Linked DNA regions of Homo sapiens: region 2 is linked to region 1. Evidence: read pairs that join two places in POLR2A ChIA-PET (ENCODE). Cell type or tissue: endothelial cell of umbilical vein. All regions are shown on one strand. Links, peaks and the distances in the headings refer to the core of each region. The heading gives the core; the rest is flanking DNA. Region 1 overlaps NR2C1 (nuclear receptor subfamily 2 group C member 1). Region 2 has its middle 62 kb from the start of NDUFA12.

What was found. Peaks named below come from ENCODE experiments on the same cell type or tissue, not always from the same donor. Only the 100,000 strongest peaks of a DNase experiment are listed, where the experiment ranks them.
Region 2: POLR2A ChIA-PET joins it to region 1 with 8 read pairs; 2 of 35 experiments call an interaction of 5 or more read pairs at or near these places.

Annotation. Positions count from the first base shown.
Region 1 is chr12:95,048,075-95,053,456 of GRCh38, reverse strand. It overlaps NR2C1 (nuclear receptor subfamily 2 group C member 1), which reads left to right. Exons shown (of 14, transcript NM_003297.4): 8 at 1,514-1,695; 9 at 4,224-4,389. Among named protein-coding and RNA genes, the nearest start is that of NR2C1, 23 kb to the left of the region's middle. In endothelial cell of umbilical vein, for the core only: no CTCF peak of the experiment used is centred there; no DNase peak of the experiment used is centred there.
Region 2 is chr12:94,938,610-94,943,991 of GRCh38, reverse strand. No RefSeq gene overlaps it. Among named protein-coding and RNA genes, the nearest start is that of NDUFA12, 62 kb to the left of the region's middle. RefSeq lists a silencer at 2,388-2,437. In endothelial cell of umbilical vein, for the core only: no CTCF peak of the experiment used is centred there; a DNase peak (open chromatin) is centred at 2,311; H3K27ac peaks cover 947 bases.

The sequences.
Region 1 (5,382 bases), core at 53-5,052:
GCTTCTTGCTCTGAAAATTGATAACAAAGTAAAAGAAAAATAAAGCACTTACCTGCCTTTCCCGTACAAATTATATTTCTGAGTTGTCAAAAGAGTTGAGAGAAAATTCTTTTTTATAAAAGAATTGTAGCTAATGCACAAGTAATATACACATTTTCAACAAACATTAAAAAAATGAAGACAAGCCGGGCACGGTGGCTCATGTCTGTAATCCCAGCACTTTGGGAAACTGTGGCAGGTAGATCACTTGAGCCCAGGAGTTTGAGACCAGCCTGGGCAACATGATGAAACCCCATCTCTACAAAAAATTAAAAAATTAGCTGGACATGGTGGTATGCGCCCGTAGTCAGGAGGCTGAGGTGGGAAGATCACTTGAACCCAGGAGTTGGAGGTTGCAGTGAGCTGAGATCACACCACTGCACTCCAGCCTGGGTGACAGAGTGAGACTCTGTCTCAAAAAAAAAAAGACAAATAGATCAGTATCTTACCTATATAAAGAGAGTTTTCAACTCCAGTGACAAAAAAGTGAAGAGAATAATGGGTAACTGATCTATTTCTTTTAATGTTTGTGTTTAACACAGTGCCTTTTAACACATTTAATTAACACAATGTTTGGCAAAAGTTGGCATCCTAGGAAGTCTGTTCAACAATTCATTTGCCATTTTTTCCCCCGCTCTTCACTAGTATTCTTCATATTCCATACAAGTTTATAGTTTGTATAGTAAGTTTTAGAAATTGTACTCAGGAGGCTGAGGCAGGGAGGATCACTTGATACCAGGAGTTCAAGACCAGCCTGGGCAACACAGCAAGACCCCATTTCTAAAAATGAAAAAACAACCCAGGCATAGCAGTGCACACCTGTAGGATCAGCTGCTCAGGAGGCTGAGGTAGGAGGATCAGTGAGCCCAGAAATTTAAGGATGCAGTGATCTGTGGTCGTGCCACTGTACTCCAGTCTGGGTGACAAAGGGAGACCTTGTCTCTTAAAAAAAAGTAACATATACGGCCGGGCGCGATGGCCCACGCCTGTAATCCCAACACTTTGGGAGGCCGAGGCAGGCAGATCATGAGGTCAGGAGATCAAGACCATCTTAGCCAACATGGTGAAACCCTGTCTCAGCTAAAATACAAAAAATTAGTTGGGCATGGTAGCATGTGCCTGTAATCCCAGCTACTTGGGAGGCTGAGGCAGGGGAATCGCTTGAACCTGGCAGGCAGAGGTTGCGGTGAGCTGAGATCATGCCACGGCACTCCAGCCTAGTGACAGAGTGAGACTCCATCTCCCAAAAAAAAAAAAAACAAAGTAACATATAAACATTTCTTAAGAAATACACTTGATGTTTTTAAACTTGTATTTTCCTCAGTAAATTTCTGAAAGCTCAGCCCTTTAACTTTCCAGGTTTCATTTATCATACTGTTCTTTTGTTGGCATATCATAATCTATAATTGGATATTTCAGATTGAAAAAAATAGTGATACCAATTCACAGAATTTTAATACCCTTTTTTTTAAAGGCTGAATCATGTCAGGGAGATTTAAGTACATTGGCCAATGTGGTTACATCATTAGCGAATCTTGGAAAAACTAAAGATCTTTCTCAAAATAGTAATGAAATGTCTATGATTGAAAGCTTAAGCAATGATGATACCTCTTTGTGTGAATTTCAAGAAATGCAGACCAACGGTGATGTTTCAAGGTAAGGTATCTTTTGATTATCAATGTCCTTTTGTTTACATGTCTTTCAGTATTTCTTAAAACATTTTTATGTTAAATGCTATTTATAAAAGTTTCAGAAAACAAATACAGGTTGATTATCTAAATACAGGTTGATTATCTCTTATCCGAAATGCTTTGTTCAGACCAGAAACACTTCAGATTTCAGATTTTGGAATGTTTGCATTACTCTGGGTACCATGCAGGCCTTTCTGACCTTTTCAAAAATATCTTTACACCACAAAGAAGAGAATATGCAAAAATCCACAGTGAGTAATACACATAGGTCTTGGCTCCTCATGGGGAATCGGGGGAACTTGCCATTGGCATGTCTGGCCTGTACATGTGCCATTTTATCATCCTTAGTGGGCGTGCTTACTTGGGGGAGTCTGGGCGTATACAGAAAAGATTTATCTCAGCTGGGAGGATCTTTTTTCCCTTGGGGACAGGGAATAAACACTGAATAAACTGTAATACACCTGCTTTTTGACTGCAACCCATCATGAGAGGTCAGGTGTGAAATTTCCACTTGTGGCATCATGTTGGTGCTCAAAAAGTTTCTGATTTTAGAGCATTTTGGATTTTAGTATTAGGAATGCTTAACCTACATTTCTATTTTCACTTAGAAAATTTAAGGCATAGTAAGTTTTCACTGAAAACCTGCATTCATTATGAAAGGTTATATTCTAAATGACAAAATCAGTAAGTGAATATTAGAAGATTAGAAATGTGGTCTTAAAACCTAGGAATTTTTTCTTCTAAAGATGAAGATGTGTATGGAGAGCGAAACACTTGTCTTTCTAGGCAATCATATTGATCCTGCTCCTCAATTTCTAGTGATGAAAATTAATGTAAAAGGTTTAGTTTAATCAACTACAGTTTTAAGTTACAGTTGAAGAAAGTAGTATCAGAATTCTGTTTTTTATTCTGTAAATATTAATGCTTAGGATATAGAAACAGTTTATTCAGGGTTTTCCTACACTGCGTTTATCATTTAAAATATTGAATAAGCTGAACACATTAGTGTATAGGAGGCTGAGGCGGGAAGATCACTTCAGCCTGGGATTTTGAGTCAACCGGCAACTAGACCCCATCTCTAAAGGAAAAAAAAAGATATGATAAAAATACGCTGAATTGGCCGGGCACGGTGGCGTATGCCTGTAATCCTACCACTTTAGGAGGCCGAGAGGGGTGGATCACCTGAGGTCAGGAGTTTGAGACCAGCCTGGCCAACATGGTGAAACCCCATCTCTACTAAAAATGAAAAAATTAGCTGGGTGTGGTGGCGCATGCCTGTAATCCCAGCTACTTGGTAGGCTGAGGCAGGAGAACCGCTTGAACCCCAGAGATGGAGGTTGCAGTGAGCCGAGGTCACGCCACTGTACTCTAGCCTGGGCGACAAAACGAGAGTCTGTCTCAAACAACAACAAAACATAATATATATACTGAATAAACTACATTTAAGAGTCACAATAAGTAATACTTTGTTGAACATGAGATTTTAAGAAACTCTAGGAGGCTTATTGAAAAATATGGGGAACTATTTTGAGTAATTATTTGCTAACATTAGTTTGTTATTATTCTAATATCAAATTGTTACAGTTTAGATTTAGCTATGTGACCACACATTTTAAAATACTCTCTGCCCGGGTGCAGTAGCTCATGCCTGTAATCTCAGCACTTTGGGAGGCCAAGGTGGCAGGATTGCTTGAGTCCAGGAGTTGGGAGACCAGCCTTAGCAACATAGTGAGGCCCAGTTTCTACAGATAATTTAAAAATTAGCTGAGCATGGTGGTGCGCACATGTAGTCCCAGCTGCTCGGGAGGTTGAGGTGGGAGGATCGCTTGCTTGAACCCAGGAGTTCAGGATTACAGTGAGCCATGATCATGCCACTGCACTCCAGCCTTGCTGACACAGGGAGAATGTGTTTCAAAAATAAACATGAGTAAAATGTTTTCTGAATTTTTAAATAAAATTTAAGACCTATTGTACTGTGTATAATAAAGTTGACATAAGTTCTTACCCTTGTTCTAAGTAACTTTTGTATACAAAATAAATAGGCTGATAGTCTTGTAGTATCATATATATATATATCATACATATAATGTTCTTAAAAAATAATTAATTGAAAAGAATTTCGTTTAATTGAGACAGGGTCTTGCTGTGTCACCCAGGCTGGAGTACAGTGGTGTGATCATAGCTCACTGCAGCCCTGCCCTCCTGGACTCAAGCGATAAAATATATAACTTTTAAAAACATATTATTATATGAAAATATGAAGATGCTTCTCCCCCTTAATTATGCAAGATTTTAAAAAGAGACTTTAGGCCAGGCATGTGGCTTATACCTGTAATCCCAGCACTTTGGAAGGCTGAGGCGGGCATATCACTTGAGTTCTAGACCAGCCTGGCCAGTTTTTTAGGCTTAAATCTTAATTCCAGAATCCTATGTAGAATTGTTATTTTATTGCGGTGTTTGGTCAAGCTCATAGCTTCTGATGTCTTCATACAGGGCATTTGACACTCTTGCAAAAGCATTGAATCCTGGAGAGAGCACAGCCTGCCAGAGCTCAGTAGCGGGCATGGAAGGAAGTGTACACCTAATCACTGGAGATTCAAGCATAAATTACACCGAAAAAGAGGGGCCACTTCTCAGCGATTCACATGTAGCTTTCAGGGTATTTCTATATGTTTTTTTTAACTTGTATGTTGTGTTGCTTGATTTTGATCTACCTTTCAAAAATCAAAGTATGTTTGTTGTGCTTTTAAAGTCAGAAATATCCCTGATAGAATTTCAGAACAGCAGCTAAAACACTCATCTGGGCCAGGCACAGTGGCTTATGCCTGTAATCCTGGCATTTTGGGAGGCCAAGGTGGGCAGATCACCTGAGGTCAGGAGTTCGAGACCAGCCTGACCAACATGGAGAAACCCTGTCTCTACTAAAAATACAAAATCAGCCAGGTGTGATGGTGCATGCCTGTAATCCCAGCTACTCGGGAGGCTGAGGCAGGACAATCGATTGAACTCGGGAGGCGGAGGTTATGGTGAACCGAGATCACGCCATTGCACTCCAGCCTGGGCAACAAGAGCAAAACTCTGTCTCAAAAAAAAAAAAAAAAAAACTCATCTGCATATAGAAACAAAATGTCTTTAGGCTTTTCTCTTCTGTTTATCAAGATACTGAATAAGCTGGGCATGTTAGTGTGCATCTATGCAGGAGGCTAAAGCCTTATGTAGATAAGATAATGGCGTAATAAAGCATCCTGTTAAGTCAGTTATAATAGCAGTTATTGCGTTTAAAAGTTAGCTTTTATAACTTTTCAGCACATTTTGTTAAACTTTAAGTATTGGCATTCATGATGTGTTGAATGGACTGCTTTTGTTCAATGCCTAGCTACTACTATATCGTAATCAATAAGACCCAGATAGTTTGCTCTTACCATAGTAACTACAAAGAGCTCCATTTGTTATGTATCATCTTAATTAGCTGGCTTCCAGCATTATTATAAGATACAAATTGGCCAGGTGCAGCTGCTCCCACCTGTCATCGCAGTACTTTGGGAGGCTGAGGCCAGAGGATTGCATGAGTCCAGGAGTTGGAGACCAGCCTGGGCAACATGCCGAGACCTCATCTCTATTATAAATTAAAATTACATAATAAAATTTAAAA
Region 2 (5,382 bases), core at 162-5,161, 110 kb after region 1:
TTTCTTCAACACGCCCACCCCTTTCCTGCCTTGTGGTCTTTGCACTTCCTGTTACCTCTGTCTAGAATCCTCTGCCTGTATTCTTTGCATAGCAATCCCTTTCTGATCTTTCAGGATTCAGTTCACAGGTCATCTTCCCATGGATGCTTTTCTGGTCTCACCTGTCTAAGGAGACCTCCACCCTTATTACTCTGTATCATCTTGTCACATTGTTTATTTCCATCAGAGCACTTATCAGAATATGGAAGTGCTTATTTATTTATTTGTTTATATTTTGTTTCTTTCTCTTGTCTGTAAGCATCACTCACTCGTCCCACTGCACAGTTCTGGAGACTATTTACAAAGCTTGTTACAGGACATGATACTCCAGGGAGATTTCTAAATACCCACCATCCAGTAGGTACCTCCAGTGCTCCCAGTAATGAGGTACTTCTTTAAATTCTTCTTCTTATTATTATTCTTTTTTTTTTGAGATGGAGTCTCGCTCTGTCACCAGGCTGGAGTGCAGTGGCACAATCTCTGCTCACTGCAACCTTTGCCTCCCAGGTTCAAGCGATTCTATTGCCTCAGCCTCCTAAGTAGCTGGGACTACAGGCGTGCGCCACCACACCCAACTAATTTTTGTATTTTTAGTAGAGCCAAGGTTTCACCATATTGGCCAGGATGGTCTCTATCTCTTGACCTCGTGATCTGCCTGCCTTGGCCTCCCAAAGTGCTGGGATTACAGGCATGAGCCACCACGCCTGGCCTACTTCTTTAAATTCTGTCACTTGACCAGCCTGGCCAACATGGTGAAATCCCGTCTCTACTAAAAATACAAAAATTAGCTGGCCTTAGTGGCAGGCACCCATAATCCCAGCTACTTGGGAGGCTGAGGCAGGAGAATTGCTTGAACCTGGGGGGTGGAGGTTGCAGTGAGCCGAGATCGCACCTCTTCACTCCAGCCTGGGTGACAGAGCAAAACTCAAAAAAAAAAAAAAAATCCTATCACTTCATCTTCCCATACGGAGCTTCTATTGCCATGATACCAGCAAGGAACTGTCTCAGAGAGGGTTAGATGACTTGCACAAGGCCACATAGCCACTAAGAAGTGATGGGGGCAGGATGTGGGCCCACATCTGCCTGGTTCTGAAGGCCTCTCTCTTTCTACCATGTTGCACAACTCAAGACGAGGTGGAAGAAACACCAAAAAAACCCACAATTTACAGTGCTGCCTCTTTTCTTCTTTGACTTGACCAACTTTAAACATCAACTCTCTAACACTTGTGGACAAACATTCACTAGCTACCATCCTTTCATTTGGGAAACCACTCTCTCCTGTGCCATCGGAATCCTGCTCTGCCATAAGGTGCCGGGGGCACCAACACCACCCCTCCCTCTTCCCACCTTGAGAGTGTGCATGCGACCTGGGCTGGCCGGATTATTTCTTCTGCAGTTCTCCACAATGGGTCCAGGAACGGGCAAGTGATCTGAATCGGGCCAGTCAGCCTCCTCCTTGAAACTTTGGTGGTACTCTGGGGACAGTCATTGCTCTGGGGTCATCATTCATTAGCACCGCAGTAGTCAGGAGCTGCAAGTGGCCACCTTAGTCATGTAGAATCTTATGGAAAATGAAGCCAAATAGAAGACAGCTATAAGGGATGGATGAAGAGAGAGACTAAAACAGACGCCAAATAGCATAATTTCAGCAGTGGAACCCAGTGACCCAGCCATTTATTTATTGGGTTGTTTGCTTAACATCTATCTCCTCACTAAGCTAGCTCCACAAGGGTAAGAATGATGTCTTCTGTGTTCACCACTGTCCCCACAGTGCCTCAGGCAGTGGCTGTCATGAAGTAGGTGCTCCCTACAGATATGGATGAGAGTATGGTTTCTACCAGCAGTGTCTGAGCTCACAGCATAATGATAATATTCCAGAGAAATCATCTCGGTCTCCAGCTTTTGGAATGAGCTGGCTGGGTACATGGGGCTTGATTAAAATTGGAGGAGACATAGTTAATCTTAGAGTCAACCTTATGACATAAGCCAAGTCCTTTTACAAAAACTAGGTTTCAATGGGTATGCATTGAAACTGGGCGGGGATAATGTGTTCTGGCTCTGTTCTTTAAAAGTGTGTATGATGTCTGAGGCCCTGTCATTTAATTTGATTCTAATATGTCTTTAAACATCCTGTCAGATTATAACCTGATTTATCACTCACTCAAGAGGCTAAAAATAGGAGGTGATACAAGAGGTTAACATCACTTAGCAGTGAGTGTTTTCTCAAAGGGACAGACATAGATCAGAGGAAGCACGTCATTCATTCCTATCCACAGGCTGGGCACGCCTGGTGCTTGGCAATTGTTTCAGAATGAAATGACTCTTGAGCTGAACGTGTCATCATTTGGGAGGGGCAGTCTGAGAGGGTTGCAGAAGATGCGATGACTGAAAATCTTCCTCCAGCCAGCCCCTGCTCAGCAGTCCCCAGGAGCCCGCAATGGTCCCCGATTGCTGGCTGCTCTTGGCTGGTTTCCAGGACAGCCGTTTACACAGTGGAATGAACCATGGGAATGGAAGAAAATTTGAAATTTCTTTTTTTTTTTTTTTTGGGAAAAACAGCTGATCTTGCATTGTGTTCCAGCTTCCCTCTTGGTAAAATAGAAATTGTTTACATTTCCCCCTTGGAGGCTGCTAAGCCCTTAGAGAGCCTCAGAGGAGGGGCAGTGTGAAAATAAAGGCTACAAATTCTTACAGTGCTGGCTAAAAAGAAGGCACTGACCTCTGACATCTCAAATTCAGGGAGCAGAATAAATGAAACAGCAACATGCTCACTCCAGGGTAGGCAGAGCACAGGACTGGAATTAGGGATGGAAGAAGGACATGAACATCTATGGAACATGTAACTGTGTGCTGGACACGGCATTAAGTATTACCTGCTGTTGTAGGCAGTGGGCTGCCCTAACAGGGTATCACAGGCTGGGTGGCTTATAAACAGCAGAAATTTATTTCTCAAAGTTCTGGAGACTGGAAGTCCAAGATCAGGGTGCCAGCATGGTTGGCTTCTGATGCAGGCTTTCTTCTTTTTTTGTGTGTGTTTTTTGAGATGGAGTTTCACTCTGTCGCACAGGCTGGCGTACAGTGCCGCAATCTCGGCTCGCTGCAACCTCTGCCTCCCAGGTTCAAGCGATTCTCCTGCCTCAGACTCCCACGTAGCTGGGACTATAGGCATGCGCCACCAGCTAATTTTGTATCTTTAGTAGAGACGGGTTTCAGCATGTTGGCCAGGCCGGTCTCGAACTCCTGACCTCAACTGATCCACTTGCCTTGGCCTCCCGAAGTTTTGGGATTACAGGCATGAGCCACCATCCCTGGCCTGATGGCAGGCTCTCTTATGAGTTGCAGACTGCCAACTTCTTGTATCCTTAGACGGCAGAATGGGGGCTAGAGCTTTCTGGGGCCTCTTTTATAAGGCACCAACCCCATTCATGAGGGCTCTGCTCTCATGACTTAATCACCTCCCAAAGGGCCCTACCTCCTAATACCATCACATTGGGGTTTAAATTTCAACATATGAATTCTGGGTGGGGTGGGGTGGGTGTCACAAATATCCAATCCATAGCACCTACTTACCTAATAGGAATTACCATGGTATATGGTGTTACCTTAAGTTGATATTAACCCATTCTATGAATGAATAAGCTGATTCTCAGGGAATTTAAGTAATTCCTAAGCCAGTAAGTGGAAGAAGCAGGATTCATCCTGAAGACTGGCTCCAAAGTCCCAATGTCTTTCCTCTCATTGTCATATCATTGCTACCTATACACATCAATAAGGCCTAAAAATGAGAATGAGCTTGCCTGAGTGTAACTGTGGCTCCAGGGCCCCTGCTTTAGCTAGGGAAGGGCATTTGATGAGAGGCTCTCGCTACTCTCTGGAGGTTAGATGGCTCCATTTCATGGACACTAACGTTTGGAAAGAAGCCAGACCTTCTCTTTTGTGCCCTCTGAGCTTCCTTTGGATATTTCAGAGCCTCCCCTCCTGCGGCCTCCAGCCCTCTTGGGCTTCACTCTGGCTATCCACTTAGGCTCTATCCCTTGCTTCTTCCTAAATACTATCTCTGTCTCCTACAAAACTTATTCACCTGGGGCCAGGCACGGAGGCTCACGCCTGTAATCCCAGCACTTTGGGAGGACGAGGCGGGCGAATCACCTGAGGCTGGGAGTTTGAGACCAGCCTGGCCAACGCGGTGAAACCTTATCTCTACTAAAAATACAAAAATTAGCCCGGCCTGGTGGCGGGTGCCTGTAATCGCAGCTACTCAAGAGGCTGCGGCCGGAGAATTGCTTGAACTCGGGAGGCGGAGGTTGCAGTGAGCAGAGATCACGCCACTGCACTCCAGCCTGGGTGACAGAGTGAGACTCCGTCTCAAAAACAAAAAACAAAAAACAAAAACTTATTCACCTGGATCTTCTTTCTTCGGGCCTTGGAAAGTCATTAACTTGCTTATCTGCTTAGCAAGCTAATTCATGCCAAAGTATTAATGATAAAAATGTGTAACACTTTTCTTGGAGCTATGGGCAGTGTTCAGTAAGTAGTCCCAGGCACTTGTTGTTTGGACAACATTGTGTCGCGTGCAGTAGGCCCTGGCATGAGCCTTCAGTCCTTTCTTATCAGAGGATTGGTGGATACCACAGGTAGTTGAAAGACATGTTTCTGTCCCCATCCTATGGAAATGTTTGCAGCAGGATTCTGTCTTGTGAATCTTCTGTTTTCCATGGTGTCTGAGGTTCACCACTCTTTCTGCAGTGGAGTGCCCACTTCCTTGCGCCCAGGACTTTATCATAATGACCAGCATGAGCTGGGCTCTGCCTACCGTGGCTCAGAGTTTAACTCTATGAAGAATCAGTATCATCTGTATTGCCAGAGACTCACTGCCATCATTCAGCCCCCTTGGGCTCTGCAGACACCAGCACCCTTATCCTGAGGACAGCTGTTCTCTCAGATCCATGTGCCCCTAGCAGGCCTGCTGCTTGGTGGCTCTCTCTGACCTGAGTGATGTGCTGGTGGAAACAGTTTTATATTTCCTATTTCAAAAAAAATGTTGGTAGAATATACATAACAATATTTATCATTTTAACTTTTTTTTTGAGACAGAGTGTCACTCTGTCACCCAGGCTGGAGTGCAGTGGTGTGACCTCAGCTCACTGCAACCTCTGCTTCCTGGCCTCAAGTGATCCTCCCAATTCAGCTTTCTGAGTAGCTGGGACTACAGGCGTGCACAACTGGCTAATTTTTGTATTTTTTTTGCAGAGACAGGGTTTCGCCATGTTGCCTGGGCTGGTCTCGAACTCCTGGGCTCAAGTGATCCACCGATCTCTGCCTCCCAAAGTGCTGAGATTACAG